Linked DNA regions of Homo sapiens: region 2 is linked to region 1. A link is an interaction called in ENCODE POLR2A ChIA-PET data of the cell type or tissue named here. Cell type or tissue: B cell. All regions are shown on one strand. Each heading gives the region's core, and the rest is flanking DNA. Links, peaks and the distances in the headings are about the cores only.

What was found. ChIA-PET counts read pairs that join two places held together with the same protein. Peaks named below come from ENCODE experiments on the same cell type or tissue, not always from the same donor. Only the 100,000 strongest peaks of a DNase experiment are listed, where the experiment ranks them.
Region 2: POLR2A ChIA-PET joins it to region 1 with 10 read pairs; 3 of 35 experiments call an interaction of 5 or more read pairs at or near these places.

The regions. Positions count from the first base shown.
Region 1 is chr6:156,797,574-156,805,908 of GRCh38, forward strand. All of the region lies in intron 1 of ARID1B (AT-rich interaction domain 1B), which reads left to right. Among named protein-coding and RNA genes, the nearest start is that of MIR4466, 22 kb to the left of the region's middle. In B cell, for the core only: no CTCF peak of the experiment used is centred there; no DNase peak of the experiment used is centred there; H3K27ac peaks cover 884 bases.
Region 2 is chr6:156,715,153-156,723,487 of GRCh38, forward strand. No RefSeq gene overlaps it. Among named protein-coding and RNA genes, the nearest start is that of ARID1B, 58 kb to the right of the region's middle. RefSeq lists silencers at 4,843-5,162, 6,283-6,577 and enhancers at 5,763-5,832, 6,137-6,685. In B cell, for the core only: no CTCF peak of the experiment used is centred there; DNase peaks (open chromatin) are centred at 4,919 and 5,739; H3K4me3 peaks cover 1,660 bases; H3K27ac peaks cover 2,013 bases.

The DNA.
Region 1 (8,335 bases), core at 257-8,256:
TGACCTGACTCTATGGGAAGGAATCATACAGTGCTGGATTTTTTGAAGGTGTTCCTGCTTTTGGATCATCTCATGTACTTGGTGCCAGGCTGTGGTTTTGGATTTGGACGTGTTGGGTTGAGATGGTTTCCAGACAGCTCGATGGAGATGCTGGAGCAGAAGGAAAAGAGGGATGTGCAGTTGAGGCGGGCACAAGGGCCGCAGCCTGAGGTGCCAGCTGAGAGGCCAATGACACTGCCCTGCGGAGCACGTGCCTGGTGAGGAGAGGTGCCTGGGCGTTCTAGGGGGCACCAACCTTTAGGGATGAAGAGGAGCCACCCAGAGAGCCAGAAAGGGCGATGGAAAAGCTGAGGAGAGTTCCACAGGGGGCAGGAAGACATGCACAACTGAGGTGAGCACTGAGGAATGCCCAGTAAGCCTGGGGGCTGACATTGTGGTCATTTCGTCACTGGTGACCTTCAGAGGAGTGGTCGGGAAGGCGGCAGTTTGCAGTAGGTGGAGCGAGAGATGGATAGGAAGCCAGAAAAAGGCTCTGGACAGCTGGAAGAGGAGCGGGGTGTTTGATGTGTTGTTCTTTTGCTGGAAGAGGGTGGAGCGCCTGCGCCTGCCGCTCTGCTTTCTCTGCTGGGTGCTGTGCTGGTCGCTCCCTCCTGGGGCCCCTGCATGTCCACCCATCCTTCCTCCTCTCCGGTGGGCCTGGAGCTGCTCAGGGGAAGGCGGGAGCACGCCTGGCTCTTTGTGGCCCAGTGCCTGGGGTCGTGCCTGGCATGCGGTGGGGCTCAGATTATGCTGGTGGTGGTGATAGAGTTCCCTTAGCACTCCTAGGTGACAGGCTTTCCCCTCTGCATTTCACAGATTCTAAGGTAACGTACAACGAAGGGTGCATGCGCTTTGGCCAAGGCCATGTTACATGATGGTACCAGGAGTCAGCCCTGAGGCAGATGAACTCCAAAGCCTGTGCTGCCCTCGCTCCTTGTTGAGGGTGGAGAATATTTCACTACCTTTGTAGACTGAGGGGAAGATTATTTACAAATATTTCCAGAAGATTAGTTTTGTAATATATTGAACTACCAGTATATTTTGGATGCCTTTGATCTCTTTGGTAAACTGGATTGTCACCTTGATGTAGTGAGTCAGCTGGCTTGGTGGAGGCATCTCTGAGTGTCTGGAGAAACTTCATAGAGATTATTGCATTTGGGGAGTTAGTTTTGGTCATTGCCACTTGTGTGGCGAAAATCTTGGGTTAAAGCATGGTCAGCATGAGTAAATGTTGTTAATTGTACATTTTCTCTTTACCCCCTCTGAAACCTTATGTTTGAGAGCTGTCATTCAGGATTGGATACTAAAAAACTTGGCAGTTGTGAAATAGTTTTCTCTCTGTGTGTATAGGTTATTCTCTGATGTTAAAATGGCTAATGCTGCACAGGTGTGTATTTCCTACCATATATTTATAAAAAAACCACTCTTTAAATTTCAACTCGTGTACATGTCCCATCTCAAGTCTCAAGTATTACAGACTGTAGGTCAGATTCCCTCATGATATGTGGAACCTCAAAGGGAAATCAATTGTTTTGCTGTTGTAGTGAAATACTAAGTATTGAATAATTAATAATATAAAATAATTCATCAAATAATTTCTAGGTGCCAAGCACTGTGCTAAGAACTCTATATGCATTTTCTGTGAGGTAGGTTCTATTACTGTACTCATTTGAGGCACACATCTAGCGAGTGGCACAGCTGCAGTTTGCACTCAGGCATTCTGACCCCATTGCCTTTTCATATATGCTGTATTGCCTCTCAGGAGGGACTGGAATGAGTAGAGTTGGACAAGTGGTCTGAATTTACATTGTGAAAGGTGGCGTTATGATAGATTTTTTTTATTGCTTGCTTGCGCATTCACATCAGTTGATATATATATATTTGGACACGGAGTCTTGCTCTGTTGCACAGGCTGGAGTGCAGTGGTGCTATCTCCTCACTGCATCCTCAGCTTCCCAGGTTCAAGCGATTCTCCTGCCTCAGCCTCCCTTGTAGCTGGGATTACAGATGTGCACCACCATGCCTGGGTAATATTTGTATTTTTTAGTACAGATGGGGTTTCACCATGTTGGCAAGGCTGGTCTCGAACTCGTGACCTCAAGTGATCTGCCCGCCTCAGACTCCCAAAGTGTGAGGATTACAGGCATGAGCCACCACACCCGGCCTCAAATCATTTGATATTCTATGAAGATACTGGAAAAGCTGATGAAAGATCTTCCTTTCCCTCCAAGAGGATACCATTTGGTTAGAGAGACCTGTGAAACAGAATCATTGAAGAAGCTGCGCAGTAATAAGACTCCCAGCCAGCAGGTGAAATGAGTTTTCTTGTTTTCGGGGTCCTAGGTGACATGGCTCTAAGGTGCCCACCCGGAACCCTCACCCCCACCCCTGCCATGGAAAACACTTTTATTATACACATCCCTCCTGTCCCACCAGTTACAAAGCAGATTTGAACTGAAGCGTATTTCTTCTTTTGATGAGAATGTGAAAGGGGATCTTTGTACTTGGTTAGTTTTCATTACAATTCCCCTTTCCTAAAGAGAAAACTCAGAATCAGGATGCATTTCATGTGTCTGAAGAACCTTTTTCCAACATAAAACCTTTTCAGCATTAAAAGTATACTCTGAAATGGCTCTGTTCAGTATGGCAGCCATCAGCTTTGTGTGGCTATTTAAATTAAAATTAATTAAAATTAGGTTGGGTGTGGTGGGTCACCCCTGTAATCCAACACTTTGGGAGGCCGAGGCGGGTGGATCATCTAAGGTCAGGAGTTCAAGACCAGCCTGACCAACATGGTAAAACCTCGTCTCTACTAAAAATGCAAAAATTAGCCAGGCTTGGTGGCAGGCACCTGTAATCCCAGCTATTTGGGAGGTTGAATGAGGAGAACCTCTTGAACCCTGGAGGTGAAGGTTGCAGTGACCTGAGATTGTACCACCGCACTTCAACCTGGGTGACAGAGCAATACTCCATCTCAAAAGAAAAAAAAGCAAATAAAATAAATTAAAATTAGGCTGGGCATGGTGGCTCATACCTGTAATTCCAGCATTTTGGGAGGCTGAGGCGGGAGCATCACTTGAGCCCAGGAGTTTGAGACCAGCTTGGGCAACATAGTAAGACCCCGTCTCTACAAAAAATTAAAAAATTAGCCAGGCATGGTGGTGTGTGCCTGTAGTCCCAGCTACCTGGGAGGCTGAGGTGGAGGATCACCTGAGCTCAGGAGTTCGAGGTTGTAGTGAGCCACTGCACTCTGGCCTGGGAGATAGAGAAAGACCGTGTCTCTTAAAAAAAAAATTAATTAAATGAAATTAGTTAATGTCTGCAGTGGCATTAGCCACATTGTATGTGCTCAGCAGCACAATCTGTTGTCAGTAGCTGTCTGTCATAAGTTGCAAAATAGATCTAGAACATTCTCATCACTGTAGAAAGCTCTCTGGGACAGTGTTCTAGAGACTCTTGAGTTGCATCTTGTAGTATTTATAACAATTTAAACCTACTAGTACTGTGCCTGGCTCTTAGCAAGTGTAGAATGTGAGCTACTTGAATTTTGGATGGCTGTCAGTAGGGTAGGATCTTGAATAATCTTTTTTTTTTTTTTTTTTTTTTGAGGCGGAGTCTCGCTCTGTTGCCCACTCTGGAGTGCAGTGGTGCAATCTCGGCTCACTGCAACCTCTGCCTCCCGGTTTCAAGCAATTCTCTGCCTCAGCCTTCTGAGTAGCTAGGATTATAGGTGCCCGCCACCAGGTCTGGGTAATTTTTTGTATTTTTAGTAGGGACGGGGTTTCATCATCTTGGCTGGGCTGGTCTTGAAACTCCTGACTTCATGATCACCCACCTCGCCCTCCCAAAGTGCTGGGATTACAGGTGTGAGCCACCGCACCCGGCCTCATCATTGTTTTTGAAACTATCTTTGATAGTACAAATGTATTGCAGTTATCTAAACTTTAAAAATAATGAAAAACCATTAAAACCACATTATAAACAAGGAAAGATTTTTTCCTCTGCTTGAAGCATCTATCCAGGTTCTGCCATATTGTCTAAGGATGGTAAGAGCAGGGTGGGGTCTGTGTTTTTGCTTTTTTTTTAGTAGTAGAGAAAAGGCTGTTTGGAACCAAACATGTGGAAGGCTGTTTTACTTCACTTTGTTTTATATCCACTGAAAATAAATGTAAGTTTAGTTAGTGTTTTTTTTCTTCCACGATGTTTGAAGGAAAGTCCTTGATTTCTGTCTGTGTTGCAGTTTGAACTTTAACCTGTGGCCTGGTAGTTGAAATGGATTGTGCATTTTGGTGTGGAAAAAAAATCGAATTGCTTTCTCGAAATTGACTAAAATGTTTTAACTCTTCATAGCAAATGAGGCGTGAAACAAATTGTCAAAAGCATGGAGACAAAATTATTGCAGTACTGAATGTTTAACTGGTTGGTGCTGTTCTATCGAAGGTGTGAGCCAAGCAGATAAATGTGTAAACGGCACCTTTCTCCTTCTCTCCTACCCAATTTTTCACAGCTTGTCTTCACGAGGAGACCTCCATCTATGTCAGAAAAATCACAGCCCTTCTGAAAGTGTTAGATTATAGTGTTGCTATGAGGAATAATTAGGAAGTCCTGTAGGCTATGGATTAGAAGAAATAAACTTCCTGTTTGCAAACATTTTATTTCACATCATCATTAGATGAAGCAAAAATACATTTTTTAGTGTCTCTGAAAGCTTGATGATATGTAAAGGATGTTAGTTATTTATGTTCATATTCTTTCGTATTCATTCATTGTGTTTCATTCTACTTGGAATATTTTACCCTTCTTTTTAGGATTTAGTAGTTTGAATAATAATGCTTAACCTGAAAAATAATAAAATATTTAAATCATATACTTTTTAGTTTTAAAATATCAAATGTTAATTTAAGGAATGTCCAGAGGTTTAATAAGGAGGACTTCAAATTTTTGACTGTTCCTTCACTTTTCTTTTTGAAGCTTCTATTTAGGTTCTTAGGTTAGGATTTCTCAAGATCCCCACCTATTAGATGGCTACAGCTCTCCTAGCCCCTGGGGCTTTGATTTCTAATGTAGGTCATTGAATGGCCAAAACAGATGTGCCATACAGAGTGCAAAGCTTTTAAATAAGGAGAAAGATTATGTATTGGCATTGTTTTTTTGTGGCTAAGTATAAGTTGAGGGTTATTGTTTATATTTCTAAGTATTTTTAGCATCTCATAAGCAAAGAGGTGGATGAATATATGTGTACATATGTGTTTATGAGTATGTAGCTGTGTGTTATTTGTGTATGTACACAATATGTTTCACAGTTTTATTATAACTACAAATATGAAAAACAATTAAAGCGTGATCCTTATGCTAATGCAGCTGATTATACTTTTGCATGTTTCCATGTAGTTTTTATTTCTGATGGGTGTATGTGTGAGTATAAACATTTTTTTTCTGTCCTCCCAACCTATTTTGTTTTTTTTTAAATTACTGCTATAGCGATAGGTATATGTAAAGAGTATAGGAAATTGATTATACAACTTCCAAGCAACGATGTTTTCTTTTTATCAGATTGACTCTAGTATGCAGAGATGATGGAATTTTCGTGCATGTGGTCTTGTACATTTATTAAGCCTTTTCAATGAAGATTTAAGAGCCAACATTTTATTTATGAAATTCAGTCCACATTTATAATGTTGTATAATAGAAATGTATGTACATTTCCTGTGATTTTTCAGTATAGAAGAATAATGGATCTTGCAAAGATTGTAGTTGCTGTTACTTACCTTTTTAAGAGAGAACCAAAATATTTTCCTTTCCTTTCCTTTCGTTTCAGTGTTCTCTAAGCTGTGTGTCTATCTATAAATCTTTATCCATCCACCATCTTCCTCCCTCTGTACTTACCTGTCTTAAACTTACCTAGACTTACCTTTGCCTTCGTTTTGCATTTATGATTTTTCCCTCCTTTCTCTTCAAGTGAATGCTTTATTTTTGTTTTCATGGTGTGTTTTTTTCTTGCTTTCATTTTATCTTTTTCTCTTTTTTTTTTTTTTAAATTCCTTTTTTGATCTAGTTCTTCCTGCCCCTCCACAGCTGCCCACATTGAGTGGGTTAGTTGTAAGTGTCCCATTCCACATCCTGTCTTGGGTGGGCTTTCCTGTAAGATTTTTCCTGGGTGTCTGTTATTACCTTTTTTTCCAATACATATTAAAACAATTGGCCATTTTTCATCATGTTTAGGAAACACTTAGCCTTGTTTTCCTCATCTGCAAAATAGGGATGATGAAACGTAATTTACGTGGTTGCTAAGAGAGCTAAATTAGTTGAGGTGTGTAAAGCATATAGCTTTACATCCAATGTGAAATAAGTGTTCATTAAATGTTAGTGGCAGAGGTAATAGTAGTTGTAACGTTGAATTGCCTGGTATGATGGAGAATGTTTCTAAAGAACACCCCTCAAGGCTGGGCATGGTGGCTCACTCCTGTAATCCCAGCACTTTGGGAGGCTGAGACTGGCTGATCAGTTGAGGTCAGGAGTTCGAGACTAGCCTGGACAACATGGTGAAACCCCATCTCTACCAGAAAATACAAAAATTAGCTGGGTGTGGTGGTGCACGCCTGTAGTTCCAGCTTCTTGGGAGGATGAGGCAGGAGAATCACTTGAACCTGGAAGCGGAGGTTGCAGTGAACTGAGATTGCACCACTGCACACCAGCCTGGGTGACAGAGCAAGACTCCGTCTCAAAAAAAAAGCAAAAAAAAAAACACCCCTCAATTTTGGATTACATTGATAATTAGGGGCCAGATCATAAAGAGAGCTTTATTTACTGTATTAGTTTGTTCTTACACTGCTATCAAGATATACCTGAGACTGGGTAATTTATAAAGGAAAGAGGTTTAGTTGACTCATAGTTCTGCATGGCTGGGGAGGCCTCAGGAAACTTAGAATCATGGTAGAAGGCACCTCTTCACAGGGTGGCAGGGGAGAGAATGAGTGCCCAGCGAAGGGGGAAGCCCCTTATAAAACCATCAGATTTCGTGAGAACTAACACAATCACGAGAACAGCCTGGAGGAAGCCATCCCCATGATTCAATCACCTCCCACCAAGTCCCTCCTACAACACATGGGGATTATGGGAACTATAATTCCAGATAAGATTTGAGTGGGGACAAGCCTAATCATATCAACGTATCATGAAAAGATTACATTTTATTCCAGGGGTCATAGAAACCATTGAAGAATTTTACTACTAAGAGAGATGTGATCTGATTGGCAAAAAAAAAAAAAAAAAAAAAAGAAATTGGCCCTTTTTGTGTCTTAATGTTCCTATTTCACCCACCCTTAAAATATAAAATTTAAAGATTAGGCAGTATTACTAATGGCCAGTACTTATAAAGTGACATGTAAATAGGACAAGAGTTTAACAAATGTAAACATCTCACTAAATTTTAGTACTTCACTTACCAACCCTTGGATGTTTAGCTAATAATTGCTAATTATAACTATGCATTTGTTTGCTTATACTACTCTGGCAGGAACAGGCCTCTCTCAGCTTACTCAGTAGGCCAAGTTAGAGATTCTGGGTTGGGCCCTAGTTTTTCAGGGATGTAGTATTGGCTCATTGGATTTAAATCTTAGGGAAAATCTGGTGGAGACACTTTGCCTCCACCTGCAGCCTGCTGTGCTGGATGTGTAGTGAGGGAATGAGACAGGATAGGCCCGAGAGTAAAGTGGTCTGTTTGAATCCCCAGTTCTGCCACTCATTTTTTGTAAAATGGGAATAATGATAATATCTAAGTTCTGGGGTTATTTTGAGGATTAAATGAGGTCGCATGTTTAAAGCATATAGGATGTTGTCCGAGTGTCAGCTTTTATTGTTACCATTACTATTCTTGAGGAAACCTAGCAGGTTTACACTTCACCAAGGAAGGGCAGCTATTGGTTTGCCTATAGGAGTATGCTCTCTCTGCTCTCAGAGGGCCTACAAGAAAATTTTTTTTCTATCCAAATGTCACCTTTGCTTTTATTTTCTTTCCTTTCCATACACGGAAGAAAAAATAGGAAAAAGAATTACATATACTTTGCAACTTTTTAATTATTTATTTAATTTTATTTTTTTTTAGAGACAGTGGAGTGCAGTGGCACCATTGTAACTCACTGCAGCGTGTAACTCCTGGGCTTAGGTGATCCTCCCATCTCAGCCTCCTAAGTAGCTGGAATCACAGATGCGCACTGCCACAACCAGCTAATTTTTAAATTTTTTTGTGGAGATGGAGTCTCGCTGTGTTGCCTAAACTGGTCTCAGAGTCCTGGCC
Region 2 (8,335 bases), core at 189-8,188, 82 kb before region 1:
CATCTCTCTTACTTAAATATAACACTGCTGCTATTTCTGCTACTTGTGAAATTTTTTAAGTATTGGTATATTTTGCTATTCAGCATGAAGCTGTATGCTTCATTTCCACCTTTGAAATCCAAATTTCCAAGTAATCACTTTTAGGAAAGCATTCCTCTATTTTCAGCTTCATTCTCCATGGACCATTTATTTATTTGTGATGCCAAGCCATTGAGTAACCAGAGGTTACAGTAAGAATTCGTCATGCCAGTTTCCATCTTAAAAAGAAAAGCCTTCAAGACAAGCAAACCATTTTTTTTAATGGGTAAAAGAAATGAACAGGCATTTCATATAAGAGGGAAAAGAGAATAGTCTCATAAGTTCAACCTCATAAATAATCAGGAAAGTGCAAATTAAAGCCACAATGAGACACCATTTCACACCCCATCAGATTAGCAAAAATTTGTAGTCTGACAATACCAAGTGTTGATGAGGATGTAAAACTACAGAAACTCTCATACAAATTGGTATGGGGGGAGGTGTCTAAATGGGCAAAGCTTGTTGGAAAGAAATGTGTATTACCTAGCAAAGGTGGTGCACACACCCCTTATCCCAGGTATTCTGTTTCTGGGAGACATGTACACACACATACACACACACACACACACTGGACTGTATGTTAGGGTTAGGTGATATTAGTGTTAATTTTATTGTGTGACAATTCTGAAGTATTTAGGAGTGAAATGTCAAGATGTCTACAACTTTTAAATGGTTCAGCAAAAAACAAACAAAAACGTGGAGAGAGACAAGGAGAAAGAGAGAGAAACAGAGAAAGCAAATGTGATAAAATGTCTTTAAAAGGGAGTGGCAGGCTCTGAGGGCAGAGTCTGCAAGTTTGAATCATGGCTGTGCCAATTATTGATTGTAATCTGGGTAATTTATTGAAGCTCTCTCTACCTCGGCTTAGTCATCTATAGAATAGGAGTAATAGTGGTATATACTTGACAGAGATGTCGCATTAAATAATTCATGTGAAGTACTCCAAGCAGTTGCTGCTTTCTCATAAGCCTTCGATAAATGTTAGTTATTACTTCCGTTAGTTCCATTCTGCAGATGATGTAAATTGAGACTCAAAAAAAGTGAAGTACAGGCCGGGCGCGGTGGCTCACGCCTATAATCCCAGCACTCTGGGAGGCCGAGGCGGGCAGATTGCCTGAGCTCGGGAGTTCAGGACCAGCTTGGGCAACACGGTGAAACCCCGTCTCTACTAAAATACAAAAAATTAGCAGGGCTTGGTGGCGGGCGCCCGTAGTCCCAGCTACTCGGGAGGCTGAGGCAGGAGAATGGCGTGAACCCGGGAGGCGGAGCTTGCAGTGAGCCGAGATTGCGCCACTGCACGGACAGGGCGAGACTGGTCTCAAAAAAAAAAAAAGAAAGAAAGAAAATTAGCTGGGTGTGGCGGCATGCGCCTGTAATCCCAGCTACTCGGTAGGCTGAGGCAGGAGAATCGCTTGAACCTGGGAGGCAAAGATTGCAATGAGCTGAGATCGCGCCACTGCATTCCACCCTGGGCAACAGAGCAAGATTCTGTCTCAAAAAAAAAAAAAAAAAGCTTTGGTTGAACTTCATCACAGCACTTTGTATAGGAGTGAGAAATTACTACCTAGATATTTAATAGGTGAATAGTAATAAACCAAAGAAATATTCTTACACAGAACTCATTTGCAGCCATTAAAATTGTATTTTTAAATGAATATTTAGTGACACAATGAAATGTTCACTATATTATTATACATTAATGTTATATTAAATTTAAAAATATAGGATCCCCAAACATTAATAATTATAAATATATACATAACACAGAGCTACAGATGCACACATATATACATGTGTTTCTGTGTATATATTATATATGAATGTATACATATGACATATAATGTATTTATGTGTACATATATGATATGCTGCATTTATATCTACATATATAGAGACATATAAGGTATACTGGATTCTGTAGGGGGGGGGGCACAGAAAAACCTGGAAGTTTATATACCAAAAAGATTTTGAAGTAGTTAGAAGTGGGTTTCTCTGAATGTAGAGATGGGGAGTGACTTTTCCTTTTTTTTCTCATCTAATCTGTATTTCTTATGTTTCTACAGTGAAAATGTAAAACTAGTGACTGTGGAGAACAATTTGGCAGTATCTAATAAAGTTGTAGATTGTATACTTAAAATCCTGAAACATTTCCACTCCTGGATGAAAGTCTTTACACATGCACAATGCAACACATACAAGAAGGTTCACAGCAACACGGTTTATAATAGAGAAAAAGTGGAAACAAGGCCAGGCGCAGTGGCTCATGCCTATAATCCCAACATTCAGGAGGCCAAGGCCAGAGGATTGCCTAAGCCCAGGAGTTTGAGACCAGCCTGGACAACATATGAGACCTCCTCCCTAAGAAACATAAAAAATAATTAGCCTAGTGTAATGGCACACACCTGTGGTCCCAGCTGCTTGGGAGGCTGAGGTAGGAGAATAACTTGAGCCCTGGAGGTTGGGGCTGCAATGAGTCAAGATCATGCCACTGCACTCCAGCTTGGATGACAGTGCAAGACCCTGTCCGGAAAAAAAAAAAAGATGTAAACAACTTATATCCATCAACAGAAGCATGGCCATTCTAGACAAAGGACGCTTCGGCAGCAGAGCTGCTGTCATCAATGTGTATATATCAGAAAAATATTGTGATATAGCTGGAGCGATACAGCTGCCAACTGTAGAAATGTAAGTGCAGTATGATATCGTTCATATAAAAATTGTTTGAAATGCAAACTAACACTTTATGGTGTACTGTGTATGTGTATACGCCTGTGCATATGTAGTAAACCTTTTAATGCCTGGGAACGATAAACACCCAGTGTAAGGTAATATTTATCTCTGGAATTTGAAGAAGGAAAATGAGATTAGGAAGGAGGAAACGTCAGTGGTGGGGGCTTCGATTACATCTGTAAAGCCTTATCTCTTGGGCTATGTAGTGGACTACATATGGGTTTTTGTTTGTTTGTTTGTTTTGGGTTGTTTTTGAGGGAAGGTCTCATTCTGTTGCCCAGGCTGGAGTGCAGTGGCACAATGCTGGCTCACGGCAGCTTCAAACTCTCTGGCTCAAGTGATCTTCCCACCTCAGCCTACATATGTTTATTATAAAATTCTCTGTAGGTTTTTGTATGCCTGAAATGTTTCATAATTTAAAAGTAGTACTCATATAATGAAATTTTAAAATTAAAATTTAATTTAAATGTGTCTCTGAGAATGTAATTAGTTGAAGGTACAATCATAAACTTCAGGAATAATTTGGAAAAATATTTTTACATTTTTATTTCTGGCAAAAACAGGATTTCCAAACCAGAACATATAATTTCTCCAAAAACAGAAATGATTTTTAATGACAATATTTTATTGTCATTATTACTCAATTTTGTTTAAAACCCAAAGTATCTCCATCAGAGGGAAAAATTAAGACAAAACACTTCCCTTCCTAAAAAAAAATATGTCTAAAAGAGGGAGTTAGTGAAGACATTGAATCTGTAAAAAGTGGTAGTCATTTTATTCTACCAACATATTCTAAATTTAGAGGGAAATCCACGGCTAGAGCAGCCCCTGGGTGACTCAGCCCAGCTTCCAGGCTTGGCAGAGCCAATCAGCACAGTGTGGCCGACTCCGCCAGGGGCTGGATTACACATCTGCACGCGGTTCAACAGCTTCGTTAGTGACACAGAGTCAAGCTAGCTTGAAAAGCAGGTAAGGAAAACACTCGGCGCATTCCACATTTTCCCTTAAGGAGAATTACACCTTCAAGTCAAGCTGCATTTTGCATGCCTAGGACCCCCAAAACACTATTTAAATTATGTACAGAAACCATTTCATCCCCAGTGAAATATATTTGTCTCTTCCGGAGAAATAAGGGGTGACCCAGTCCCCAAAGAGTCCACCCCCCAGGGTGAAGACCCCCGCTCCGCAAGGATCACAGGTGGGTGTTCCAAGGCATCCACACTCTGGTTTTGTTTTTTTTTTTTGTTTTTTTGTTTTTTGGGTTTTTTTTTTTTTTGTATCAACTTCTCTTTTTTTTTTTTTTTTTTTTTTTCCGAGACGGAGTCTCCCTCTGTCTCCACACTCCAGCCTGGAGTGTGGTGCGATCTTGGCTCACTGCGAGCTCCGCCTCCCGGGTTCAGGCGATTCTCCTGCCTCAGCCTCCTGAGTAGCTGGGATTACAGGTGCCCGCCACCAGGCCTGGCTAATTTTTTGTATTTTTAGTAGAGACTAAAAATTCGCCATGTTGTTTCGCCATGTTGGCCAGGCTGGCCTCGAACCCCTGTCCTGAGGTGATTCACCCACCTCGGCCTCCCAAAGTGCTAGGATTACAAGCATGAACCACCGCGCCCTGCCATTAACGTCTCTTAAAGCACACACTCTGTCTCAAAGGCTGGAGGGTTTGGGAACGTTCTCGTCCTTTCTGTGACCCATCTACCACAGTCTTGGGGGTAAAAGCCCCGGTTTAAAAAGCTGGGAAATTCCACCTCATGGCCACGCGGTCTCAGCAGCTCTGGCGACTGGGAAACGTAGGGTTACAGGGCGGTAAAGATCATCAGAAAGGAGGGCTGAGGAGAGAAACTAAAGACTAAAGGTGAGAGGTCACAAACCCTGAAATTAGTAAAGATCTACGTTGTCGGGGGTGGGGGTGCGTGTGCGCCCAGCAAAAAGCCTCTGCGTCCACACAGGGATCCACCGCGGGGCTTCTGGAACTCACAGGCTCCCTCGGAGCCTTCAAAGACGCGACCTGATTGACAACAATTTTGTTTACACACCACACGCCCTGGGAAAGCCACACACCAGTGCCGGCGTTCCAGACGCTTCCTCTGCGCAGAGCCGGCCCAGGACGGGGGCGGGGCGGGCCCTGTTGCTCAACTCACCTCTCCCGCCCCGCACCCGCTCCCCGGGGAGGCGCCGACCCAGCGAAACTGGTGCATGTGTCAGCCGCCCAGCACCGGCCCAGGAGGCCGGCCGCGCCGCAGGCCGGCCTGGGAAAACGCCCAGCGGCTGCAGGCCTCCCGCTGCGCGCTGCGTGGTTCTGCACTGCACTCAGGACCTGTCAGGAGCAACACACACGCACATGCACACGCCCACACACATGCACACAGACACACACGTGCACACACTGCGTCGGTAGGAATAGCTCAGAGGTGCCCTTCCTTTCCAGGCAAAGTGCTTAGTAGCTGAATTCAGCGAGAAGAAATCATCCAAAGGTAACCCTTGCTCTGAGCCCTCCCCAGGAAGAAGAGAGAGGTCACTCTGGAAAAGCCTGGAACCTTCTCTCGCTTGAGGGTGCGGACAGCAGCCCACCTCCCCTTTGGCTAGGCCAAAGATCTCTCCTTCCTTTTAGGCCTAGCTTTCCCTGTCACTAAAAGGGCTACATTTATCCTTAAATATCATCTAAGCTGAAATACTACTACATTGCTTTGCAGTCGGTCATAGTGGAATCTTAGTTTCAGAACTACATTCAACACCTACTGCGCAGAAGCACCACATGGACACTGCCACAAAAATTAACACAGTGGATCCTAACAGAGCTGAATGGGGTTGCTGTGAATATCTCCCTAGTAAGATAGGAAAAAGGCCCATGTGGGCTATGATATTTGTATAAAGTGGTGTCGATGAGCTCATTGCAGGACTAGCTATTTGAACTTAAGTTTCAATGAAGTGTAAATGAGAACTGACTTCACCCTTGACTTTTATTTTTCTCTCCAAGTATTTCTCACTAGCCATTTTCATTTCCTCCTTTTCCTACCATTCTCACCCTCATCTTTCTACCCTCTTCTTGAAGCAGAGCACTTTTTCTCCACACTCTGGAAGGCCAGAGAGGAGAGAGGATTAGAGGCCCGTAAGCAGGGGAAATCCTATCCATTAGAAAAGGACAAGGGCAGAACAGGGGACTTCCGTGCTTCTCCTGCCAAGTTAATACGCTAGGAGAAGCAGCTGGGTCGGGTCTGGACACGCTTTTCTGTTCTGCAGCTCACAGAATTTTTTTTGTCACTTTAACTTCAGTGATCTCCGGTGCCCCCGAAGGCAAGTAGCACACCTGAATCATTAAGCTTCAGATGAGTTGAGTTCAAAGTTTTATTTTCTACTTTTAAAGCCCTCAATAAATTAGGGCAAAGGTACTGGGAACCCAGCCTCTTGCCCTGGCGTTCCTCTGGGATTGTTAAGGTTGGCTAAGCAATCTGCTCTTGAGAAACCAGGTGTAGAGAGACCTGGGTGGAGAGATCCGGGGGTTGTTTGTGGAACTTTCTCCTCCTCTGTGGCATATGCCAGCGTCTCTCAGGAGCAATCCTGCAAGGTTGCCTCCAGAGCTAGGTGGTGTCGACCTGTCTTTGTTATGCAAGTTGCTGAACTCACAGTGTTCCAGCGGAGTGTTCCTGGCCAGCGCATGAATGAGGAAATGGGTCGACACGAATTCTGGGCAGCAGGATTGGAATGCAACACCTCCCCACCCCTGCCTTCCCTGCACCCCCATCTTCTTGGGATAGCTGATACTCGAAGAGAAGCTAATGCTTGATTAAAGTGATACAATACTGTGTAGTCAGACGAACATTCTGAACAAATCTAAGTTGATCTTTTAAAAAACAATTAATTCTTACTGTTGTTGTTGTTGTTGTTGTTGTTGTTTTCTTTTCTTTTCTTTTCTGAGACAGAGTCTCGCTCTGTCACCCAGGCTGGAATGCAGCGGCACCATCTCGGCTCACTGCAACCTCTGCCTCCCGGGTTCAAGCGATTCTCCTGCCTCAGACTCCCAAGTAGCTGTGATTACAGGCGCCTGCCACCAAGCCCGGCTAATTTTTGTATTTTTAGTAGAGACGGGATTTCACCATGTTGGCCAGGCTGGTCTCAAACTCCTGACCTCAAGTGATTCACCCACATTGGCCTCCCAAAGTGCTGGGATTACAGGCATAGACCACCGCGCCCGGCCTAATGGCCTAATTCTTTCTTTTCTGTTTCTCTCATCTTTATGTGGAATCACGTTTTGTCCTGGCTCTCAGGTTTTTACGTTTCCAGCAAAATAGTTGTTTTTAAGATTTTTACATTGTATTAACAGAGGGGAATTATTGTTTTTTTCTCTGAACACTGCCTGCCTGCATATCCCCTGCCTCTGGAGCAACTAACATGCTTTTGAATTCTGGCTGCAGAAGTGACATTTGGTGTCATTTTCCAGGTGGTGCTGACTGTCTCCCCAGGAACAATGCGGAGACCCTGGGATTTTGTATGTAGGGTCTGAGACACAGGCGGGAATGTAGAGCAACAGAAGGAAGTTCTCTTAAGGTTGCTTCATTCCAGACCCCTGGGATGCCCCCACAATTACACCAAAATTCTGTTCTGGAAGATCTGCCCACTCCAATCAGATTCCCAAGGCCAAGACAAACAATAAAACGCATGACCATCACAACAAAAGGAGGTGGGAGGATAAACTATGGTGAGGTCAGCCCCCTAAAGAGTGAGCTTATTGGCCGAGGCGGCCAACACGCCTGTAATCCCAGAACTTTGGGAGGCCGAGGTGGGCGGATCACGATGTCAGGAGATGGAGACCATCCTGGCTAACACGGTGAAACCCCGTCTCTACTAAAAATACAAAAAAAAAAAAAAAAATTAGCCGGGCCTGTGGCACACACCTGTAGTCTCAACTACTCAGAAGGCTGAGGCAGGAGAATCACGTGAACCTGAGAGGCGGAAATTGCAGTGAGCCGAGATTGTGCACTGCACTCCAGCCTGGGCGACAGAGTGAGACTCCGTCTCAAAAAAAAAAAAAGAAAGAAAAAACAACAGGCTGGGCGCTGTGGCTCACGCCTGCTGTAATCCCAGCAGTTTGGGAGGCCAAGGCAGGTGGATCACCTGAGGTTGGGAGTTCGAGACCAGCCTGGCCAACATGGTGAAACTTCGTCTCTACTAAAAATACAAAAAAAAAAAAAAAAAAAAAAAAAAAAAGCTGGGAATGGTGGCGCGTGCCTGTAATCCCAGCTACTTGGGAGGCTGAGGCAGAAGAATCACTTGAACCCGGGAGGCGGAGGTTGCTGTGAGCCAAGATTGCACCACTACACTCCAGCCTGGGCAACAGAGCGAAACTCCGTCTCAAAAAAAAAAAAAAAAGATTGAGAATATTGATTTCGTTCACATCTTCTTTTTGAATGGACTGGAAATTAGAATTTAAAAAAACAGAGACTTTCTTCCGGAAGATAACAAAAAGTGAAAGTGAACCACTTTCTACAGGTAAAGGAAATACCTCTCATTGTGCTTCATAAAGTGATCTAAA